Linked DNA regions of Homo sapiens: region 1 is linked to region 2. A link is an interaction called in ENCODE POLR2A ChIA-PET data of the cell type or tissue named here. Cell type or tissue: MCF 10A. All regions are shown on one strand.

What was found. ChIA-PET counts read pairs that join two places held together with the same protein. Peaks named below come from ENCODE experiments on the same cell type or tissue, not always from the same donor. Only the 100,000 strongest peaks of a DNase experiment are listed, where the experiment ranks them.
Region 1: POLR2A ChIA-PET joins it to region 2 with 6 read pairs; 2 of 35 experiments call an interaction of 5 or more read pairs at or near these places.

What each region holds. Positions count from the first base shown.
Region 1 is chr2:570,838-578,837 of GRCh38, reverse strand. No RefSeq gene overlaps it. Among named protein-coding and RNA genes, the nearest start is that of LINC01875, 29 kb to the right of the region's middle. In MCF 10A, no CTCF peak of the experiment used is centred here; no DNase peak of the experiment used is centred here.
Region 2 is chr2:420,345-428,344 of GRCh38, reverse strand. It overlaps LOC124905962 (collagen alpha-2(I) chain-like), which reads right to left. Exons shown (of 3, transcript XM_047446892.1): 2 at 7,081-8,000; 3 at 4,097-6,507. The coding sequence ends at 7,162. Among named protein-coding and RNA genes, the nearest start is that of LINC01874, 68 kb to the left of the region's middle. In MCF 10A, no CTCF peak of the experiment used is centred here; a DNase peak (open chromatin) is centred at 3,384.

The DNA of each region.
Region 1 (8,000 bases), 150 kb before region 2:
ACGATATACAACATGCTGTTTGGATGAATATGCATTGTGGAATCAGCTTTGACTAATGTTGACATTTCAATGAAGAGACTCATATAATATATTTTTCTGTGTCTGGCTTCTTCTCAAATGTTATTTTATAAAATTTATCCTTTTTATTGTATGTAACATTTTGATAATTTTGTTGTTCTATGGTATTTTATTGTAAGCTTATAACACGACTTACTCAACAATTCTGTTGACGAGCATTTGAGTTGTTTTTAGTGAAAGGATATGAAATCCTGCTCTGTATATTTTTCTAAGTAGATGTTGGTGTCAGTCTGCATTTCTCAGGCTACACATAGCAGTGGAATTGGTGGGATCCAGAGTCTGAGCACCTCCAGCTTCCATGAGAGACGCTAAAACGATTCCCACTGCAAAGGTGCTGGCCCGACAGGCTCAGAGTGTTCTTCTCCTCCACATCCTCCCCATCACTCAGTATCACCAGCATTCACTTATTAGCCATGGTGGGTGCATGATAACAATGCAAAGATTTTATTTTACATTTCTCTGATGACTGATGAGATCAAATACTACATCTTCATAAGTTAACTTGTTATTTGGTTAACTTTTTATTTATGTGTTCATGTGTGGTTTCAGTCTTCTCTTTTTTGAAGTCCCATTTATGACTGTCGCCATTTTCATTTTAGATCAGGGTGTCTTCTCTTCACTGGCCTGCAGTTCTCCCTGTGGTTCCTTGCTGGCCTGCAGTTCTCTCTGTGGTCCACATGTAAATCCTTTGTTGGTTGAATGGATTGTAAATAGCATCTACCATCCTGTGGCTTGCACTTTGGTGCTCTTCATAATGTCTTGTGAGATAAAGGTTTTAATTTTAACTTTAACTTGCAAATATTTCCCTTTATTACTTATTTTTTAAAAATTTAATTGACATTATAATTGTATATATGGCATACAATGTGATGTTTTTACATATATTTACAAATGTGGAATCATTTTCAAAATAATTAGCATATGTATTACCTCACATACTTAATCTTTTTGCAGTGAGAACACTTAAAATCTATTGTTTGCCATAAAAATTGAGATACGATATCAGTGAAATTGGAAGCAGTTAAAGAATAGAAAAAATCAGTGAAACCAAATCTAGTTCTTTGAAAACATTAATATCCATAAGCCCCAAGCCAGGCTAACTAAGAAAAAAAGACACAATTGCCACTATCAGAAATGGAAGAGAGTCTATCCACTACTGATCCCAGGATGATTAAAAGGATAAAGGGATATTATAAATAGCTCTAGGACCCCAAATTTATAATTTATATGAAAAGCATGAATTTTTTGAAAGACAGTAATAAAACTCACTCAGGGAGAAATAGACAATCTGAATAGGCTCATAGGAGTTATAATAATTAATTATTATACACAGAAATTAAGTCAATATTAATAATCTTCCAAAAATGAATTATCAACTGTCATCTGTGAAAGACACTAAAAAAAAATCAAAAGACAAGTGAAATACTGCAAGAACATCTTTGCAATACACATATCTAATAGTTGACTTGTATCAAAAACATACAATAAATGTTGAAAATTCAATATGAAAACAAAGAACACAAGAAATGAGCACACAATGGATATGAACATCTCACCATAGATGAGATACAGACGGCGAGTAAGCACATGGAAAAATGCTCATGGCCACTTGTCACTAGGAGATTGCAAACTGAAACAATGAGGTCCCATGACACATGTATTAAAAAACACAACATAAAATTTTAAAAAGCCTGACAAAACTAAATGCTAAAGAGGAAGCAGAGAAACAGGAGCTCCGATTCATGGCTGATGGGAAGGCCAAGTGAAGGGGTTTGGCAGTCTCCCACAAAGCTAAGCATAGCCTGATTGCAGCACCCAGAAGCCACACTCCCAGCCACTTACACAGTTTATCTGAGAACTGTGCCTGCAAAAAATCCATATGCAATGTGTAAGGCAGCTTTCTCCATAACCACTAAAACCTGAAAACAACCAAGCTCCTTCCACAGGTGGATGGACAAACAGACCTTAGTGCATCCCTGCAATGGGAAATTATTCAGCACTAAACAGAAGTGAGTTACTAAGCCTAAGAAAGATATGAAGTAAACTTAAATGCATATTTCCAAGTGAACAAAGCTAACCTGGAAAGGTTGTATACAGTGTTATTCCAATTACATGGCATTATCTTAAAAAGCAAAATTATAATGCCAGTAAAGTGATGAGAATTGTCAGGGGTTCAGTGGGTGTGTAGTGGAAAGAGAGAAAAAAGTGAGACAATACTAATGATCAGTAGCATGAATGACAGATGAGACATCACTACAGATCATACATACATTAACAGGAAAACAAGAAAATATTATAAACTGCATTACAGAAATATATTTGTCAAACTTGAGAAAATAAACACATTCCTTGAAGAGTGCAGCTTATCAAAATTGACATGAAAGGCTAATCTGAAAGCTTATATTTATCAGAGCTGTTTAATACATAATCAAAAAATCTTCCCAAAATAAAACACCACAGGCATGTAGCCTTAGTGGTGAGTTATATCAGTCATTCAGGATAGAAATGAGGACGGGTGTGGTGGCTCATGCCTGTAACTCCAGCACCTTGGGAAGCTAAGGTGGGAGGATATCTTGAGTCCAGGAGTTCAAGCTCAGCCTGGACAACATAGTGAGACCCTGTCTCTACAAAAAAATAGCCAGGCATGGTGGTGCACGTTTGTGGTTCCACCTACTCAGGAGGCTGAGGTGGGAGGATTGCTTGAGCCTGGGAGGTTGAGGTTGAGGCTACATGATTGCATCACTGCATTCCTGCCTGGGCTACAGAGCAAGGCTGTCTCAGAAAAAAAAAAAAGAAATCAGAAATGATATTTTCAGAATATTAAGAAGGAAGGAATATTTCCCAATTTATTTTATGAGGCCAGAACTATTGTGACACTGCAAAGCTGCAGCAGGAGATTTTAGAAGTGATGATGTCATGTTCCACACCCTGGTTTGGGTAGCTGATTTTTTTTATACTGGTGAATATGACTGCCAAAACTCAGTAAGTAGTACAATGATGATTTCTGCATTTTATCTTATACAAATTATACTTCAATACAAATTACATGTGAAGAGACACATCTCATACAAGCCTTTCCTTGTTATTTCCACTTTCACTGTCCTTCAGACCAGCAGCACTCAGCAGGACTCTCGCAGTCATTCCCTAACAGGCTGTGTTCCTTCTGGCCCTTGCACACCCTGTGTGTCCCATGTCCAGGCTTCTCTTCCTAGAACACAGAGTTGGTTACATCTCTCATGCTCCTAAACAGCCACACCTCTAAAGGCTGCCCATTGCTTTTAGGATAAAACCCAGACTTCTCAGTGGAAGCCCACAGGCCCTGCATTGCTGTAGCCCCCGTCCCCATACCCTGTTCATTTACTCAGGCAATTTCTGTGATGGACACCGGAGTCAGGGGCGAGGGTGGCAGGCGTGGCTGCTGTCTGGGGACACAGCCGACCTCATGCACAGTGATAGCCGTGTGACTGAACCAGGAGAGGCACGTGCAGGGCCCATGTGAGCTGCCTCGGCCTCCTCCATCTTCTGTCTCTCAACGACTGCTGGTTGTTCCCGGGTCTCACAGCTGTGGAAGAAACCTCTCACCTGCCACTCTCCCCTGAGATGTGCTTCATCCTAGGGGTCCCGTCAGGGCTCACTGAGCCCCTCCCTCCCTGGACTGGGTGTTTCTATGCCGTCCTCCGAGGTGCACTTTAGGGTCTTTTCCTGGAAGCCTTCCCATCTGTCTCTGGTGGAATGAAGGGTGCATCTTCCACTGAGACCCCACAGTTCCCTGGACACATCTATATTGTTGTAATTTTTCATTTTTGATGACTACCAGATTACAAGACCCTTCAGGGCAAAAACAATCTTATTTACCTCAGCAGTATCAGCACCGACACAAGACTGAGTGCGTAGTAGGTCCTTGATCCGTGAATGCACAAAAGATCTTGACTTTTACTAGTTTCTGTGTTACACCCAGCTAAATAGCTGAGCAGCATGCACTGGCACTCACTGGGCCCGTGCCTCACCTTGCACTGCTGTTCCAATGCTGTTTCGTGGAGCATAGCATTGCTTTTCTGGGGCTCTGCTGTATTCAGATCCATTGTTAGGCCACTATATTCTTCACTTCTATCCCTCTCCTCTTATGACACGAGACACACAATGAATTAAGCTCCATTTATTACAGGTAACTTGGATTTTGGATTTAAAATAAAGTTAAAAAGAAGACTGCACCAACAACGCACACTTGACTGGCCAAATGTGCCTGTGATGGCCCCTTTCTTGAAGCTTTGTTGACTGCATGATTAATGAGTTGTTGGTAGAAAATTGCAAGCATATTTTCACTTCTAAGTCATATTATTTAAACTTCGATTATTGACTGGTTAAAAAACCAGAAGATGTAATTTTATGTGGCAGACATTATTAATTTGAGACTGTAGAACTGTAAAATAGAGCTTCAACTTTCTATTTATCAAACATTTAAATTGAAATAATAGCAACCTCACTTATGTCTCTGTTTTCTTAAGGTGGAACTAAATGATCATTTTCAGGCTTTTAACCTATCTTCTGTTTTTCCAACCCAAGCCATCAGCCAAATCTGATAAGTTAAGGCAGAAATACAAGGGGCTGCCAGCTGGCATTTGGAGGGTCCATGGGTGGGCTGGAACCCCGGGGTCACCTGCAGAGTCCAGAGTCCCATGCAGCCCATCTTCTCCCAGCACACCAGCACAGGAACCAGAAGCTGGAGCAGCAGCTGCGGTGGGTTTTCAGGGAGGAGGGAGGCTCCGGTTAGGTGCTTTGGATGCGGAGATGCTGTCTTGATATGCTAATTGGAAACAGATTCAGGCTGAGGCCTCTGTTTTCTCACTGCTTGGCTTTCAGGGAAGCTTCAGTGAGACTTTTAGAAAAAGAGCTTTTATGTGCACGTCTTGGGCACCAGCAGTGGTTGTAGACACTGTCCGGGGGAGCCTGTGGTGCACAGCAGGCACCAGGTCAGTGTTCCCCGAGATGATGCTGGGAACTGCCCTGCAGTTTAGATGTACTGCGAGTCACCCGTATTTATCGGTGATGCTGCATAAATGTCTTTTAACAAAACAACCCCTTCTCTTCTTTTCCATAGGTTTTAACTTCATTGAGACTTAACGGCTTCTTGCCAATATTTTTGCCAAAACCCTGTAATCAGTCTCATTTCTTTTATCTTGCTATACCAACTTACAGCTCCCAAAACAAACAAACTATTCTCTTCTCGGTCTTGGAACTGGTTTTCTAAAAACAGCACAGAGTCACCTGAGTCCTCCTAGGTAAGTAGATGACTTTCCCATCGCGATTCATCCAATTCCCCATCAGGCTGCAACCATCTCCTCTCTCCACCCCACTGGCTGAATGACTGGAAACCACCAGAATCTCTCAGACCCCATGGCTCATAAATCCTGAGCCTGGCATCTCTCCTCTCTGACACGAAAGACTTCACTCCCGCTCACACTTAGCAGATTCCTGGACCCTTCAAGGTCCAACTTGTGATGCTCGACCTGCTCCCCTAGAAGGACGGTCCCTGGCACTTCGTGGACATTGGCTGTCACTGTGCTCTAATTGTGTACAGATGATCTTGTCTCACTGTATAAAGTAAAGCACTGCGCGGCCTCTGGTGTGTCGGAGCAGGTGTGACACTGATGCACAGTTGGGTAGGTTCTCTCCAGAGGTCCCTAAGGACGCCTGACAGCCCAGGCCTATCTTCACCACAGCTGGCATCACAAAACAGCCTCAAATGATGGGGTTTAACACTTCCAAAATGTGTTTAGGTATATATTTTTTCATTTTGAATCAGCTTATTTTTTCCCATTTTAATTTTTAATCTTTATGGGCACACAGTAGGGGTATCCATTTATGGGGTGCATGAGCTATTTTGATACAGACATACAATGTGTAATAATCACATCAGGGTAAATGGAGTGTCCATCGCCTCAGGCATTGATCACTTCTTTGTGTCAGGGACATTCCAATTCCTCTCTTTTAGTTATTTTTAAATGTGCTACAAATTATTGCTGATTGTAGTCACCCTGTTGTGCTATCAAGTACTAGGTCTTATTCATTCTATCTACTCTATTTTTGATCCATTAACCATCCCACATTCCCCCAACCACCCACTACCCTTCCCAGCCTCTGGTAAGCATCATTCTATTCTCTATCTTCATGGGTTCAAAATTTAGCTTCCACAGATGAATAAGAACATGTAAGTTTGTCTCTCTGTGCCTGGCTTTTTTCACTTAACATCATGACCTCCAGTTCCATCCACGTTGCAAATGACAGGATCTCCTCCTTTTTTGTGACTGAATAGTACTCCATTGTGTACATGTACCATATTTTTACCCATTCGTCTGTTAGTGGACACTTAGGTTGCTTCCAAATCTTGGCTATTGTGAACAGTGCTGCAACAAACATGGGAGTGCAGAGATCTCTTCAACAGACTGATTCACTTTGGGGTATATACCCAGCAGTGGAATTGCTGGATCATATGGTAGCTCTATGTCTAGTGTTTTGAGAAACTTCCAAACTGTTCTCCATAGTGGTTGTACTAATGTACATTCCCACCACTGTAGAAGGGTTCCCTTTCCTCCACATGCTTGCCAGCTTTCCTATTGACTGTCTCTTAAATAAAACTCGTTTTAACTGGAGTGAGATGATGTCTCATTGTAGTTTTGGTTTACATTTCTCTGAGGATCAATGACATTTAGCACATTTTCATATGACTGTTTGCCATTTGTATGTCTTCTTTTGAGAAATGTCTATTCAGATCTTTTGCCCAGTTTTAACTGTATTATTAGATTTTTTTCCTATTGAGTTGTTTGAGCTTCTTATATATTCTGGATATTAATTCCTTGTCAAATGGATAGTTTGCAAATATTTTCTCCTATTTTGTGGGCTGTCTCTTCACTTTGTTGATTGTTTCCTTTGCTGTGCAGAAGCTTTTTAACTTGATGTGATCCCATTTTCCATTTTTGCTTTGGTTGCCTGTGTTTGTGGGGTATGGATAAATAAAACTTTGTCCAGACTAATGTCCTAGAGAGTTTTCCCAGTGTTTTATTTTAGTAGTTTCATAGTTTGAGATCTTGGATTTAAGTCTTTAATCCATTTTGATTTGATTTTTGTATATGGCAAAAGAGAAGGGTTTAGGGTTTCATTCTTCTGCATATGGATATTCAGTTTTCCAAGCACCATTTATTAAAGAGACTGTCTTTTCCCCAGTGTATGTTCTTGGCATCCTTGTCAAAATTGGTTTCCTGTAGGTTGTGGATTTGTTTCTTGGCTCTCTATTCTGTTCCATTGGTCTATGTGTCTGTTTTTATGGCAGTACCATGCTGTTTTAGTTATTATAACTCTGAAATATACTTTGAACTCAGATAATGTGATTCCTTCAGTTTTGTCCTTTGTGCCCAAGATAGCTTTGGATAAATTTTAGGATTTTTTTCTATTTCTGAGAAGAATGTCACTGGTATTTAGATAGGGATTGCATTGGATCTGTAGATTGCTTTGGGTAGTATAGATGTTTTAACAACATTCTTCCAATCCATGAACATAAAATATTTTCTCTTTTTTTGTGTGTTCCCTTCAATTTCTTGTATCAATGTTTTGTCATTTTCATTGTAAAGATCTTTCATTTCTTTGGTTAACTTTATTTCCAGGTATTTTATTTTATTTGTAGCTATTGTAAATGGGATTACTTTCTTTTTGATATTATTTGCTGTTGGCATATAGAAATGGTACTGATTTTTGTATGTTTATTTTTTGTTCTGTGACTTTACTAAATTTGTTTCTCAGTTCTAATAGTTTTTTGATGGAGCCTTTAGGATTTTCTTTATCATCTGCAAACAAGAATAAATTGACTTCTTCCTTTCCAATTGAGGTGCCCTTTGTTTTTTTTTTTTCTCTTGTCTGATTGCTCTAGC
Region 2 (8,000 bases):
ATATGTTGTGGCAATGGACACTTAATTCAATAACTAAACAGAAAACAAAACTAAACAATCCTCCAAGACTTAGAAAACGAGCATGAAAAGTTTCTAAAGATGGGAAGTGTGGAAGACGGACAGACCGGGCAGATTTAATCCATAAATCACAAAACCCACAGGTGGAGGGCACAGCCCCCAGGCAGAGGCAATGCCCAAAGACAGCAGAAGACAGCATTCTCTATCACTTTGTCTGTGAGGCATAAACATTTGCCACTTAATCACTGGGTCATCTCCTTGTGGTTTAAATTCACATGTTACTGATTGTTAGTGAGGCTGGAATCTTTTCATGAATGTACTAGCTATTCATTTTTCTCTTCTATAACTTGCCTAATCTTTTGCCCAGTTTTCTATTATGTGTGTTGTATTTTCTTTAAATTGTGACAGTTCATCTATTCTGTATTTTGGGTGGATTAAAGATCTAATATAAAAAGTAAATTTTCAAAATATTTAGGGGGAAAATGATGAGTATCTTCATTAAAAACTAAAATAACATAGTATCTTAAATAATTTATAGAAGCATAAATGTTAAAGTATGCCAATCAATTCAGCTACATACAAATTTATAACTTTTATTTACTAACGAATACCATGAAATGGAAGAACACAGCCTCGTAGAAGACAACTGCGGCTCCCTAAATACCTTCAAAATGAGCACCTGAAGCAAAATGACTGGGAACATGAAAAAGACAATCTCTGGTGGCTGTGCCAGCAGAGCCCCCTGCGTGCCAGCGGAGCCCCCTGCGTGCCTGCGGAACCCCCTGCGTGCCTGCGGAGCCCCCTGCGTGCCAGCGGAGCCCCCTGCGTGCCAGCGGAGCCCCCTGCGTGCCTGCGGAGCCCCCGGCGTGCCAGCGGAACCCCCTGCGTGCCTGCGGAGCCCCCTGCGTGCCAGCGGAGCCCCCGGCGTGCCTGCGGAGCCCCCGGCGTGCCAGCGGAACCCCCTGCGTGCCAGCGGAGCCCCCGGCGTGCCTGCGGAGCCCCCGGCGTGCCTGCGGAGCCCCCTGCGTGCCACCGGAGCCCCCTGCGTGCCTGCGGAACCCCCTGCGTGCCAGCGGAACCCCCGGCGTGCCAGCGGAACCCCCCGGCGTGCCTGCGGAGCCCCCTGCGTGCCTGCGGAACCCCCGGCGTGCCAGCGGAACCCCCTGCGTGCCAGCGGAGCCCCCGGCGTGCCTGCGGAGCCCCCGGCGTGCCTGCGGAGCCCCCTGCGTGCCACCGGAGCCCCCTGCGTGCCTGCGGAACCCCCTGCGTGCCAACGGAACCCCCGGCGTGCCAGCGGAACCCCCGGCGTGCCTGCGGAGCCCCCTGCGTGCCTGCGGAACCCCCGGCGTGCCAGCGGAACCCCCTGCGTGCCAGCGGAACCCCCGGCGTGCCAGGGGAGCCCCCTGCGTGCCTGCGGAGCCCCCGGCGTGCCTGCGGAGCCCCCTGCGTGCCAGCGGAGCCCCAGGCGTGCCAGCGGAGCCCCCGGCGTGCCTGCAGAACCCCCGGCGTGCCAGCGGAACCCCCTGCGTGCCAGCGGAACCCCCGGCGTGCCTGCGGAGCCCCCGGCGTGCCTGCGGAACCCCCTGCGTGCCAGCGGAGCCCCCTGCGTGCCTGCGGAGCCCCCTGCGTGCCTGCGGAACCCCTGCGTGCCAGCGGAGCCCCCTGCGTGCCTGCGGAACCCCCTGCGTGCCAGCGGAGCCCCCTGCGTGCCTGCGGAGCCCCCTGCGTGCCTGCGGAACCCCTGCGTGCCATCGGAACCCCCGGCGTGCCATCGGAGCCCCCTTTGTGCCTGCGGAGCCCTCTGCGTGCCTGCGGAACCCCCTGCGTGCCTGTGGAGCCCCCTGCGTGCCTGCGGACCTGCCAGGGAACTATAGGGTCACCCATCAGGACTCTCATGCATGAGATGGGTTATCTCATTTCACCCATGCACTAAAGTAGGAAATATGCTTTTTCTATTTCTCACAGGAAAGAAAGACTTGCAAGGTTTAATATCACTTGGACAGATGTGGGTAGCGCCGGGGCTCCAACCCTGCTTGTGGGTCTAGAGCCCGTGACACCATCCCGGAGGACGCCCGTAGGGCCCCTGCGATGGCAGTAAGTAGGGCCCCAGAAGAGGCTCCCCAGGCACATCCCTGTCTTGTTTCCCCTGGTCACTTGGTGCTAAGCCGGCACGGCGCCCTGCTGAGTGGGATCCCTACCATGAGAGAGCAGCTGGGAAGGACGACTTGGGTTCAGCTCTGAGGGAAAGCAAAGGCGAGGAGCAGAGGCGAAGCCTGGGCCCCGGAGTGAAGAGACCAACCTCAGCGTCAGCCGCACGCTGGGCCACAGCCATGCCAGGTGTAGTCCTGGGCCCACCTCAGCCATACCCACCTCTTGCCTTGGAAATGGAGGCAGCTCTCCTTTATTTCAGAGCGCTGGGGACATCGTACATCATTCCAACATTTCTGTCACTTTTTTCAGTAGCACCCCATGATCAGACACAGCCTCGTTGTCCTTCAGGCTGGCCACTTCCCAAGCCTTGCAGAGACTGAGAGAATGGCATCCGAAAAACTAGAAAAGCACATTTCATTTTCATGTTCCTTGATAATGTAATATATTACAACAAGTCATGGTGAGAAAATTTACATTCAAGCATGTTCAACTTTGTTGTGTGTTCTTCTACAACAATCAGGGGAAGAGTGAATTTTTAACATTGCCTTTATGGCCTCAGGCTTCTATAATTTGGCTCAGTAAAAATCTGTTACTTTTAATGATTGAGTCTTCCACTCCATCGTAGCTGTGGGTGATGGTGAACTCACCCCGATAACACCATGTTCCGAGGCTTCCAACCTTGCCTTCAAACCTTCACACAGGTGTGTTAAGCTGTACTTTTCACCATGGAACAGGTTTCTCCCCCGTGCTGTGTGAAGCTTCTTTTATACGCATTTATAAACTCCACCCATTCACGAGGGAGGAGCCCTCATGACCTAATCACCCCCTAAAGGCCCTGCTCTTAACGCTACTGCCTTGGAGATCAAGCTTCAACATAATCATGGGGACACTTGGGCCTGGCAAGGAGCGAGTGGATGGGAAATTTGGGGAAAACAGACAACTTTATGCCACCTGCTTTCTGACTCATATGAGCTAAGACATGACTTAAAAGGAGAAAAGGTCTTTGTTGGAAGCCAGGGAATGAGAGCAAAAGAAAGATAAAACACGTGGAAAGCACAAGACTTGTTTTTTAGGAGAGGCATCATGGGCAGTTAAAGTAAATAAACTTTCCTGCTAGACAAGCTTCAATCCACACCATCCTCCCCATGAGCTAATCACATTCCACGGCCAACTCACCTAACCCTTTAGGCCCATTTTTTTCATCTGTAAAATTTCATTATTGTTATAAGCATGACTAAAGCTTACGCATCTGAAAGGCACGCCTCAGTTGAGAAACAGCCCCTCCATGGAAACATTTCCTCCTTTATTGGCGGTGCTGACCCCTTGTCCAGCCTCTGCAATTTCACAGTTTCATTGCAGACTCTCCTGCTTCTTGCTGTTCCCGACGCGATGAGCCTGGATTGGACCCGGCCAGGATTTTGTGGTTGTCCTTTGCCATGACTGGGTTCCAGGAGGAAGCTGCCCCTCTCCACTCTGACCTCCTTGGCCATAGAGGTGGTGGTGGAGGTGGTGGAGGTGGGTGGGGGTGGGCATTTATTTGAGCAATAACGAGGGTTTCTCAAGTGGGAGGAAAATAAAAATGTCTCCTGCTGAGTCCTAGATTTGCCGCAGAACAGCAGCAGAAGCAGCCCCATCAGTCTCCCCGACCCCTGACTGGACTCTATACCCCCGGGGCCAACGCTCCCAATTCAGAGTCAGTCTCCAACCCCTGCAACATGAGCTCATGGAACCTGCTAAGTTCATGGAATAAGCTCATGGAACTTATTTTAGGACGTTATTTCTGTATGTACCTTCTCAAGGCCATGAGTGCCCCGGGCAGGAGTCAGGCCATACACCTCACCGGATGGGAAGTGCCTATCGCGGGCGCTGGAGATCAGGAGGCGTCTGGTAAGTGACGAATGCACGGATGGGCACATGAACAAATGGGTGCATGAATAAATGAATTTATTAAGAAATTGTTTAGTAAATACACTGTCTTTCAGGCTTGAAAACTCATCCTTCATTTTATGATATTAGCGACGCAAAACCATTGGTAAAACAGGGTAATTTTTCTTCATTTTGGAAGACACACTGAACTTTGGTTTTTAAGAATGTTATGAGAAGTGAAGTCCAAATAGTTTCAAAAACTGTTTTTATGTAGCTTTTGTTAAATATTCCTCTAATAATCATTCATGTGGTTGGTGTCTGATTAATAGGTAAATCACGTGTCCAGATAGAAATCCAAATCCTAATATTCATGTAGATTACATTTTATCATGTGCCGGGTGAGAGTGGGAAGTAGAGAGAGGAAGTCAGGAAAAGGCAGGACGCACACTTGGGCCACGCAGCCGTCGGCAGAAGCTGCCACCAGCAATACAACACTCAGCAGAGGCTGCCACCAGGAACACACAACACTCGGCAGAAGCTGCCCCCGCGGCCACACAGTCCTTGGCAGAGGCTGCCACCAGGAACACACAACACTCAGCAGAGGCTGCCACCAGGAACACACAATACTCAGCAGAGGCTGCCCCCGGGGCCACACAGTCCTTGGCAGAGGCTGCCACCAGGGACAGCTCCGTGTGCACCTCCAGAGACACAGACCTGACTTGGGTAGAACAGCAAATGTTCCAGGATGAAAGCATTTCCTGCATTTTCAAGCCATTTGCATTTGCCATGGGGCTTTGACTTACCTTTCAGTTTATCGCTTCTCAAGAACCCCTTCATTAAGTAATTCCTGTATTTTTGGTTATGCAGGGTTAAAATTTGAATCCTCTTTTGACAAATAAGGATACTCACGTGTTTAGATTTAAGGAGCTCACCAAGGCGTACACACAGCTGGTGATGAGAGATGGGGTCCTGGTGCTGAGTCCAGTGTACTCCACGGCCATCATGCAACCTGAGTATACGTGTTAAGCAGCCCTTGCTTTAGGGACCCACTGCAGCTGGATCAGTGAATTCCTTTTACTTCAAAGTAACAGCTATCGGACACCCCCCGCTACTCATTCTCAACAATGTCACCTGTTATGGGAGACAGGCATAAAAACATAGAGCCAGCATATGGCTCATGGAATGATGAGAGGGTCTTTGCCTTTCACAGGTGCATTAGCACCAAGAGGCCTGCTTGTCCAGCTGGAAATGGTTTTGAGAGGTGCAGACACCCAACTGCAAGCTTCATGGTGCATCTGTGCCACTGCATGCAGCTGACGAGGAGCCATACATGAGCTATTTTGCCCAAAGCATCGATGGCATGGCTCCCATTGCAATCCAGCAACAGGAAGCATGGTGAAGAGTGGCCGCTGTCCCCATGAAGATGAGCAATGTGACCCACAGACCAGCCAAGGAACCAGCTTCCTCACTGTGAGCAATGCACACAGTTTTCCACTGTCTCCCCTGGTAGGAGGAGACCCTGAGCAACAACATCAGGACGTGTAAATGACTAATCATGTGCTCTTCAGGAGCGGAGATTCTCACCATGGCAGGTCACTCCTCTTCCTGGACACGGGGTGAGGCCGCGTTCCCCAGCCCCTCGCTGTGAGGTGCAGCTGTGTGACCAAGTCCTGGCCAGGAGACTGGGAGGGAGAGTGATGGCCACCACCTCTAGGCCTCCTCTGAAATCTCACCAGTTCCTCCCAGCTTCCTTGTTTATATTCTACCTGCAGATGTCCATGGAGCTACTGGAGCCCAGGGGAGGATCCCAGATTCCTGGGCGGTGTTGTGGAGCACAGCCCTCATCTGGCCTAGGTTTGACAGTCATGCAAGTGAACAATACGTTCTTATTTTGGTAAGCTACTAAAATTCGGAGGCGTTGTTACAATAGTGAGCCTACTCTGAGGAATACATCATGTCTTTTATTTCCTATAACTTTAAACTCTTAGAAACTTGGAAATTGCCAATTCTCATCTTTTATTAACCATGGCTCAGTTTAGCAGAATGGATAGAAGCAATAACAATATCTGAAGCTGTGTGGGGCTAACTAAGACATGTGGCCTGGGGAATCCAGGCAGGGTGCAGTAGCTAACAGAGTACGTTTAGGTCTTTTTTGCCTAACAATGATTAAATGTCTGCCACATAGCTGCCGAAGGTGGAGGTAGAAACAATATTTAAGCACTGCAGGAAAACAGACGTTACCTACCACTGTAGTCAGCGTAGAACTTAGTAGGATGGGAAGCATTGGAGCAAGTTGAGCTCCTGGCACCAAGTTCCCAACTAGACAGGGGTCGTCCATAGGACAGGACCCCATGGAGGCAACAGTGATTCTCAGCGAAATGGGTGCTTGCAGCTGCGACAATGCAAATACTTACAGAGAAGCACACGAGCAGGTGTCCATCAGGCACCCAGCTTCAATCTGTAGTGCTTGGTCTGAAAAAATAAAGATATTCAAGGCATGAACTCACCTTCAGGCAGGGTGAAGTTGAATTGGGGACACAAGATTAATACAACTGAAATAACACCAAGCAAAACTAGAGAGAAGAAATACAGTTCTCATCTGCCCCTCACCACGAAGGCCACGTGACATCACGCAGAGAGCCCTACCCGGGCAGCAATGAGGTGGCCACACGTGAGCTGGGCCTTGCAAGAACCCTGAGCCCTGCAGAGCCTAGAAAGAGCCAAGGAGGGTCTGTGGGGATGGAAGGCCCTCGAGGCCATTCCTCCCGGACCCTTCATTTCCCCATCAGCACAATAAACACAGCATGCGGTGTGACCCCACCGTTTCACGAAGGTAAACTGAGAATACGCGTGAACGTGCCTTCTAGAAGGAAAGCACATGCGTATCTATGGTCTGTAATTATCCTCTTCCTACACTGAATTCCTGGACAACAGGGCCACACCTTTCACCTCTGAATCCACAGAGACTAGAAGAATGCCCAGCCCAAAGCAAGCACTCACTAAGTATTTTCTAACTTATTAAAAAGTATGAATGGACAAATGAACCTTTTTCTATTTCAAATTAGATGAAACTTCTGGTGAGATTAAAACAACATGACTTGTTCTGCGATAAAAATCACCCTTTCTCTACCCCCGCTTCTGGACAGACCTCTTCACAGCAAAACCCACGTGAACCTCGTCCAGCCACAGGCCGCGCGCAGCAACGCCTCCAGGTAAACCCACGTGAACCTCGTCCAGCCACAGGCCGCGCGCAGCAACGCCTCCAGGCAAACCCACGTGAACCTCGTCTAGCCACAGGCCGCGCGCAGCAACGCCTCCAGGCAAACCCACGTGAACCTCGTCCAGCCACAGGCCGCGCGCAGCAACGCCTCCAGGCAAACCCACGTGAACCTCGTCCAGCCACAGGCCGCGCGCAGCAACGCCTCCAGGCAAACCCACGTGAACCTCGTCCAGCCACAGGCCGCGCGCAGCAACGCCTCCAGGCAAACCCACGTGAACCTCGTCTAGCCACAGGCCGCGCGCAGCAACGCCTCCAGGCAAACCCACGTGAACCTCGTCTAGCCACAGGCCGCGCGCAGCAACGCCTCCAGGCAAACCCACGTGAACCTCGTCTAGCCACAGGCCGCGCGCAGCAACGCCTCCAGGCAAACCCACGTGAACCTCGTCTAGCCACAGGCCGCGCGCAGCAACGCCTCCAGGCAAACCCACGTGAACCTCGTCTAGCCACAGGCCGCGCGCAGCAACGCCTCCAGGCAAACCCACGTGAACCTCGTCTAGCCACAGGCCGCGCGCAGCAACGCCTCCAGGCAAACCCACGTGAACCTCGTCTAGCCACAGGCCGCGCGCAGCAACGCCTCCAGGCAAACCCACGTGAACCTCGTCCAGCCACAGGCCGTGCGCAGCAACGCCTCCAGGTAAACCCACGTGAACCTCGTCTAGCCACAGGCCGCGCGCAGCAACGCCTC